Regions from separate parts of the Mus musculus genome. Here region 1 is linked to region 2. Evidence: chromatin loops called from intact Hi-C (ENCODE). Cell type or tissue: heart. All regions are shown on one strand. Each heading gives the region's core, and the rest is flanking DNA. Links, peaks and the distances in the headings are about the cores only. Region 1 holds the start of Tshz2 (teashirt zinc finger family member 2). Region 2 overlaps Tshz2 (teashirt zinc finger family member 2).

What was found. A loop is a pair of places that touch in the nucleus more often than their neighbours do. Peaks named below come from ENCODE experiments on the same cell type or tissue, not always from the same donor. Only the 100,000 strongest peaks of a DNase experiment are listed, where the experiment ranks them.
Region 1: a loop joins it to region 2, with 2.5 times the contacts of the local background. A loop is called at or near these places in 5 of 42 quality-filtered maps.

Annotation. Positions count from the first base shown.
Region 1 is chr2:169,630,547-169,633,451 of GRCm38, forward strand. Tshz2 (teashirt zinc finger family member 2) reads left to right here and starts at 1,963. Exons shown (of 2, transcript NM_080455.3): 1 at 1,963-2,905. In heart, for the core only: a CTCF peak has its summit at 1,518 (motif pointing right); DNase peaks (open chromatin) are centred at 2,035 and 2,495; H3K4me3 peaks cover 941 bases; H3K27ac peaks cover 1,162 bases.
Region 2 is chr2:169,847,534-169,850,438 of GRCm38, forward strand. The region is part of intron 1 of Tshz2 (teashirt zinc finger family member 2); the gene reads left to right. Among named protein-coding and RNA genes, the nearest start is that of AY702102, 110 kb to the right of the region's middle. In heart, for the core only: a CTCF peak has its summit at 1,762 (motif pointing left); no DNase peak of the experiment used is centred there; H3K27me3 peaks cover 404 bases.

The DNA of each region.
Region 1 (2,905 bases), core at 140-2,639, 220 kb before region 2:
AGAAGAAGAAGAAGAAGAAGAAGAAGAAGAAGAAGAAGAAGAAGAAGAAGAAGAAGAAGAAGAAGAAGAAGAAGAAGAAGAAGAAGAAGGTGGTCTCTGGGCAGAAGATCTCAGACTGTAAGGAGCAAGTGGTTTGCATGAGATACTGGAGTCCAAGTGCTCAATGTATCAACTCCAGAACAAGGCCCATATGCAGCAAGGTTCCTGTCTAGAAAATCCGAGGTGATCCGTCTCCAAGCAGGGAAAATCTGGGCTCTAGAGGAGACTGGGCAATGTCTGTGAAACGTTCTGTCATCAGAGCAGAGGGAGGGGCCTGGTGTCTAGATGCCTGGATGCTGCCAAGCAAGCACCTTGCATTGTACTGGACCACACTCATCTCCAGTAAGCAGTGTGTGGCCCAAACTGTAAACAGATCTAAGGATGCAAAACCTGCTTCAGAGCACCAAGGTGAGCACACCCTCAAAAAGGCCTCTGTGGGCTTGGAGGGCTACGAACCAGGAGCTTCTACTGTTACACCAAGGGCCACCCTCGCAAGAGTCTCCTTGTCACCCAACTTCCTCCTTCTCCAAGGTTAGAACCTATCTGTGACTTGCCCCAGGCAGCCCCACTTGGTAAACATCCTTCCTTCTTCATACTCCAGATTCATGACAGTCTGTGTCTCAGGCCTATCAGCCCAGCTACTCAGGAGCCTGAGACCAGAAGATCCCAAGTTTGAAGACCTATCTAAGAATGAGTTCAAGGTCAGCCTGAATAACTTAGCAAGACCTCTGTCTCAACATTTAAGAAAAAAATGAAGAGGATCAGAAACATAGTTTAGTGATAGACTGCCTGCCCAGCATGTATGATGCCTTGCCTACCCAGCATGTATGATGCCTTGCCTACCCAGCATGCATTATGCCTTGCCTACCCAGCATGCATTGTGCCTTGCCTGTCCAGCATGTATGATGTCTTGCCTGCCCAGTATGTACGGTGCCCTGAGTTCAATGCCCAGTATCAGGTTCATTAGGCTCCTAGCTCTACCTCCTTCCGCTGCCTTCCCACTTGTCATTGACTTTCTACCCAACTGGAAGGAAGGAAAGCGTCTTCAGGACAGGGTCATCCTGTTCACACGTGCTGAAAGGTACCTACCTCCCCGTGTGCAGTGGTACCCAGGGAGACCGGGTTCAGCTACAATAGACTCTCCAGAATGGACTCCTCTTTCAGCCCCAAAACAACACTCAGTTTTAACCAATCCGGGCCACTCTGAAGTTGTACTCCCAGCATGCCCTGCTTCCTCTTCATTTATTGCACTATTGGGGGTGGAGCTCTATGTTTTCTGTTTGGCACCATTGGGAGATAGAATACGATAAACGAGGGCACAACTCCCTAAGAACTTATACTCTAGTGAGATCTGAGGCAATTACCCAAAGAGCGAGCTGTGCACAGCATCCACCTTCCTTGATGAGCCCAGCGGAGAAAGCAAATAGAGAAAGGTGGACATCAAATTTTCAGCAAGGTAGACCTCTGGGAAGTGACTGAACACCACCAGGGGGCAAGTTGTTTCAGATGTTGTTCCTCTCACCCTTGATAACAGCCACAATCTGGACTTCCCCACTCTCTGTCACTGTGGTGACTGTATAACAGGTGCACCATAGGTGCTCAATAAATATCAGCATTGGAAGGAAACACAATGAAGGTTATGTAATTAGTCTGCCCAGGAAGCAGAAGTTTAAAAAAAAATCCCAATACTCCAAGAAGGTGGAAGTTAAAGCAATGTGAACTTACATAGTGAGAGGAGGTTATTTGCTGGAGAACAGGTTGAGACTGGATATAGTCCCATCCCCCTAATCTGTCTCCCAAGCAAACCTAGATTGTCCCCTTCTAATCTCCAACTCTAACTGTCTCCAACTCTGCCAGAGCCCCGCCCCCTTCCTTCCCACTCCCCCTTTTCTTCCTCTTGGAGGGGCATCTAGACAGGCGGACACTCCACTGCCCCAGTGAGGAGGAGGTGGGTGCCTCCAGGGCTGCAGCCAAGCCGGCTGGGTCCTCTTTCTCCAGCTCCTCTCCCAGGCGGGACACTGTCCCTTTAATAGACTCCCTCTGCCTGGCGCTCTGCGGCTGGGGAGTAAATTTCTCCCTGTCATCAGGTCGCAGGGAGAAGAGGAGGAGTTTGTTAATGTTCAGTTTGTTCAGCCGGGATCGATGTTTGCTGGCATCGCCTCGCCCTGTCTTGTGTGTGTGTGAGTGTGTGTGTGTGTGTGTGTGTGTGTGTGTGTGTGTGTGTGTGTGTGTGTAAGAGAGAGCATATGTGGGGAGTGTGAGTGTAAGTGTGTGTGTGTGTGTGTGTGTGTGTGTAAGCGAGAGTGCTTGTGTGTGAGAGCGAGCGTGCGTGTGCGTATGTGTGGTGTGTGTGTGTGTGTGTGTGTGTGTGTGTGTGTGTGTGTGTGTGTGTGTGTGAGTGAATTCCAGATTTTCTGTCTTTCCCAAACCCGCTCCTGTCCTCTCGCATATCACTCACAGACGGGGATCTGACAGCAACAACAAACCTACAGTGAGTGATCTCTCCCCAGCGCGAATCCGCCATCAAGATCAGGGAAGAGGAGGAGGAGGAAGAAGAGGAAGAGGAGGAGGAAGAGGAGGAGGAGGAGGAGGAGAAGGAGGAGAAGGAGAAGGAGGAGAAGGAGGAGGTGGTAAAGGAAGAGGAGGTGGAGGAAGAGGAGGAAGAAGAGGAGGAGGGAAAGAGAAGGAAGAAGAAAAAGAAGAAATCCACTGTCTTCCCGGGATTGTTTCCCCCCTTATCTTTAAGCGCGAGTGTGCGCGTGGCGCGTGTGCGCCCCTCATCCCTGCCATCTGAACCCCGTCTTGGATGTTTAATAAAGAAATCAAGTGTCTCACCAGTCACCAAAAAAACAGCAAAAAGCAAAAC
Region 2 (2,905 bases), core at 213-2,712:
GTGTTTAAACTTTAATTAATCAGTCAATAAGGAAAATTGAGCTCTGTAGCACCAGCGAAGCCTGCACCCCGCTCACTGCCCCACCCTGTTCCATGTACATACTCTACACACACACACATCCCACACACGGATAATTCAATGAAGATGCGTTTCCTATAGGAACAGCTTGTGTTTGGGATACCATTAAGAATTTAATCAACAAAATAATTGGACTTTTTCCTGGAATTTCATGCAAGTGAACACTGACAATCCAACCTCAGTGGTTGTGATGGCAAGTCTCATGTCAGACCGAAAGGGCACCTGAAAAATAAAAAGGCAAAAGATACCACCGTGTTACCCTGACTTCACAAGGCGGGTTGACCTCTGGCAGCATGTCCAGCCTGGCTTCAGAATAGCTTTCGTTTACCTTGCATGACAGGATGATTTAATTCAACAGATATTTCTGACTGCTTCTTAAAGGTAGAGCATCATACTGGATAGAACCTAGTACAGGCTAGGGAAGCCCTGTGTATGGCTAATCTGGGGTCTTAGCCTGTGCTTTCTTCAAGAAGACACAGTGAAGCATGATGATATAAAGTCAGACACAGCAAGTGGCGGTGGCAGTTGGCATTCTGCTGCTACGGCAGAGCACCTGGGATAATCAGATAAAAGGAAGAAACATTTGCCTTGGTGACTGATGGTTTCAGAGGTTTGAGCCCGCTGCCCCTTGGCCCTGTTGCCTTTGGGCCCACAGGGAAGTGGTAAGTCACATCGGGAGCATATGTTGTGGTAAAGCTGCTCACGTCGTGATGGCCAGGAAGCAAAGCCAGAGACAGGAAGAGGACACGGTACCAATATTCCCATCATTGGCATACCCGTGTGACTTAACTTTCTTCTAGTAAGCCCTACTTCTAAGATACCACCAGCTCCCAAAAGCACTAGAGGCCAGCAGTGAAGCCTTTAGCATGTGATATCTTTGAATAACAAGGACTTCGGGTGTGTGTGATAGGCTAGAAAATTCAATCCAGGCCAGAGAGAAATCAGAATGATCCATGCCTTGCAAGCATAGGTGTGACCCAGCCTACTCATCTCAAATAACGCTGCACCGATCTCCCGTCTCCCCCTCTTCTTCCTCCTCATCTCTCTTCCCCCTCCTCTTCTCCTTCATCTCCCTTACCCTCCTCCTCCCTTTTCTCTTCCTCTCTCTCCTCTTCTGTCGGGTGTTCAGTCTCTCACAGGGGCGAGGAGCCCCACGATATGTCACTCTCGGCTTTGTCACCTGAAGAAGACAGCTCAGATGCTCGAGACTGCTTCAATCATTGTCTACCCATCAATCTTGTCTCCACACCATCATTTGGGTGGCTCTGCTTTGAGCTTGCTCCAATTTGTCTGCATCTTCCTGGGACTGAGTGGTCAGAAAGCACAACTGGGTTCCCATTCGGGAAGCTGGCTTTGTCCACGAGACTCTCTGCAGGGCTGTGGCAGAGATCACAGCAGCAGTCAGTCAGGCTCCAGTTCCAAAGAAGCCATTTCTTGCTGGTCCAGAGCAGACCTGTTTGGTATTTTTAGCCTCTGATGGTCAGGCTGCGGTATTAGAAAGTATTCCAGAAAATCCCATAGCTGGCAATGTGCAGGTGTAATGGTAGATGAGTGTCCTCGTGTCCACCTTGTGCGACTGTTTCCTCCTTCAGGAGAGGCAGAATGGGGGAGGGACACCTGCCTGGACCACCTGCCTACACTGAGTGGCAGTCAGCCACCTGCAGCCTTTCGCGTGAGCACCCTCTGCTGGCTGGATGCACTGCTGGCTGGCACGCTGGGAGCCAAACCTATCTCTCACCCAAACCATTCTCTGACTCTAGCCAGGGGAGACATTGTTCCCATTTTAAAGACTAGGTTACTGAGGCTACATACGGCCACTGAGGGTTAGAGAATAGGAAGGGAGCAGCATTGCCCATAATAATACCCAAATGGACGCCCCCATCTGGCTTTAGAGTTCCCAGGTCCTGGGGCCTGAAAGTTTAATGGCAGGAAAACAAGACCAAGTGTGCAGAGCCAGGGTTGTATCAGGAGTGGGGACAGTGGTTGGCCCCCAACACTGCTTGGATGGGAAGCGGTGGCTTTCAGCTCTGCCATGCCACAGCACACTTCTCGGGCCACAGGCCCCCTGCTCACTTGTACAGGAAGCTCTGATTCATGTCCCTCAGGTAAGGCTCACAGAATCTTGTGGGATTAGTACTGTCTTCCTCCTTACCCCTGCAGGCCAACAGTGGTAGTAGCAGTTGCTGCCATTGCAGTAATAAACTTTAAAGTCTGAGGCTGAAGGAAGTTACAGTATAAATTCACACTGAAAAGGAGGCAGGCTTGAATGCTGGTTGTCTCCAGCAGACCACCATCTTCCCTCAGGATCAGGGAGATACCGTTCCTTCCCTTTATGGGAAAATAAAGAGGGAAAAGGCTCATGTGCACGCGGCCCTGTGAGGATGGCTCCCTTCAGGTCCTCTCATGATGCAGAGCGGCCTTTTGTTCTGTATATACTGTGCTTTCTAGATACTGTGTCTATAGGTTCAGGGCCTCTGAGATGTGCATAGGGCTCGTGCTTTGTGTAGCTCTCAAGCCAGTGTGTGTGTGTGTGTGTGTGTGTGTGTGTGTGTGTGTGTGTGTATAGGTGGATGGGTGGGTATGTGTGTGTGTATGTGTGTGTCTGAGTATGTGTATCTGTGTGTGTTTCTATGTGTGTGTGTATGTGTCTAACTATGTGTAGCTGTGTGTGTGTGTGTCTATGTATGTGTCTTCTGTGTGTGTATATCTGTATCTGTGTCTGTGTGTGTGTGTGTATGTATCTGAGTATGTGTATCTGTGCATGTGTGTGTGTGTGTGTGTGTGTCTATGTATGTGTCTTCTGTGTGTGTATGTCTGTATCTGTGTC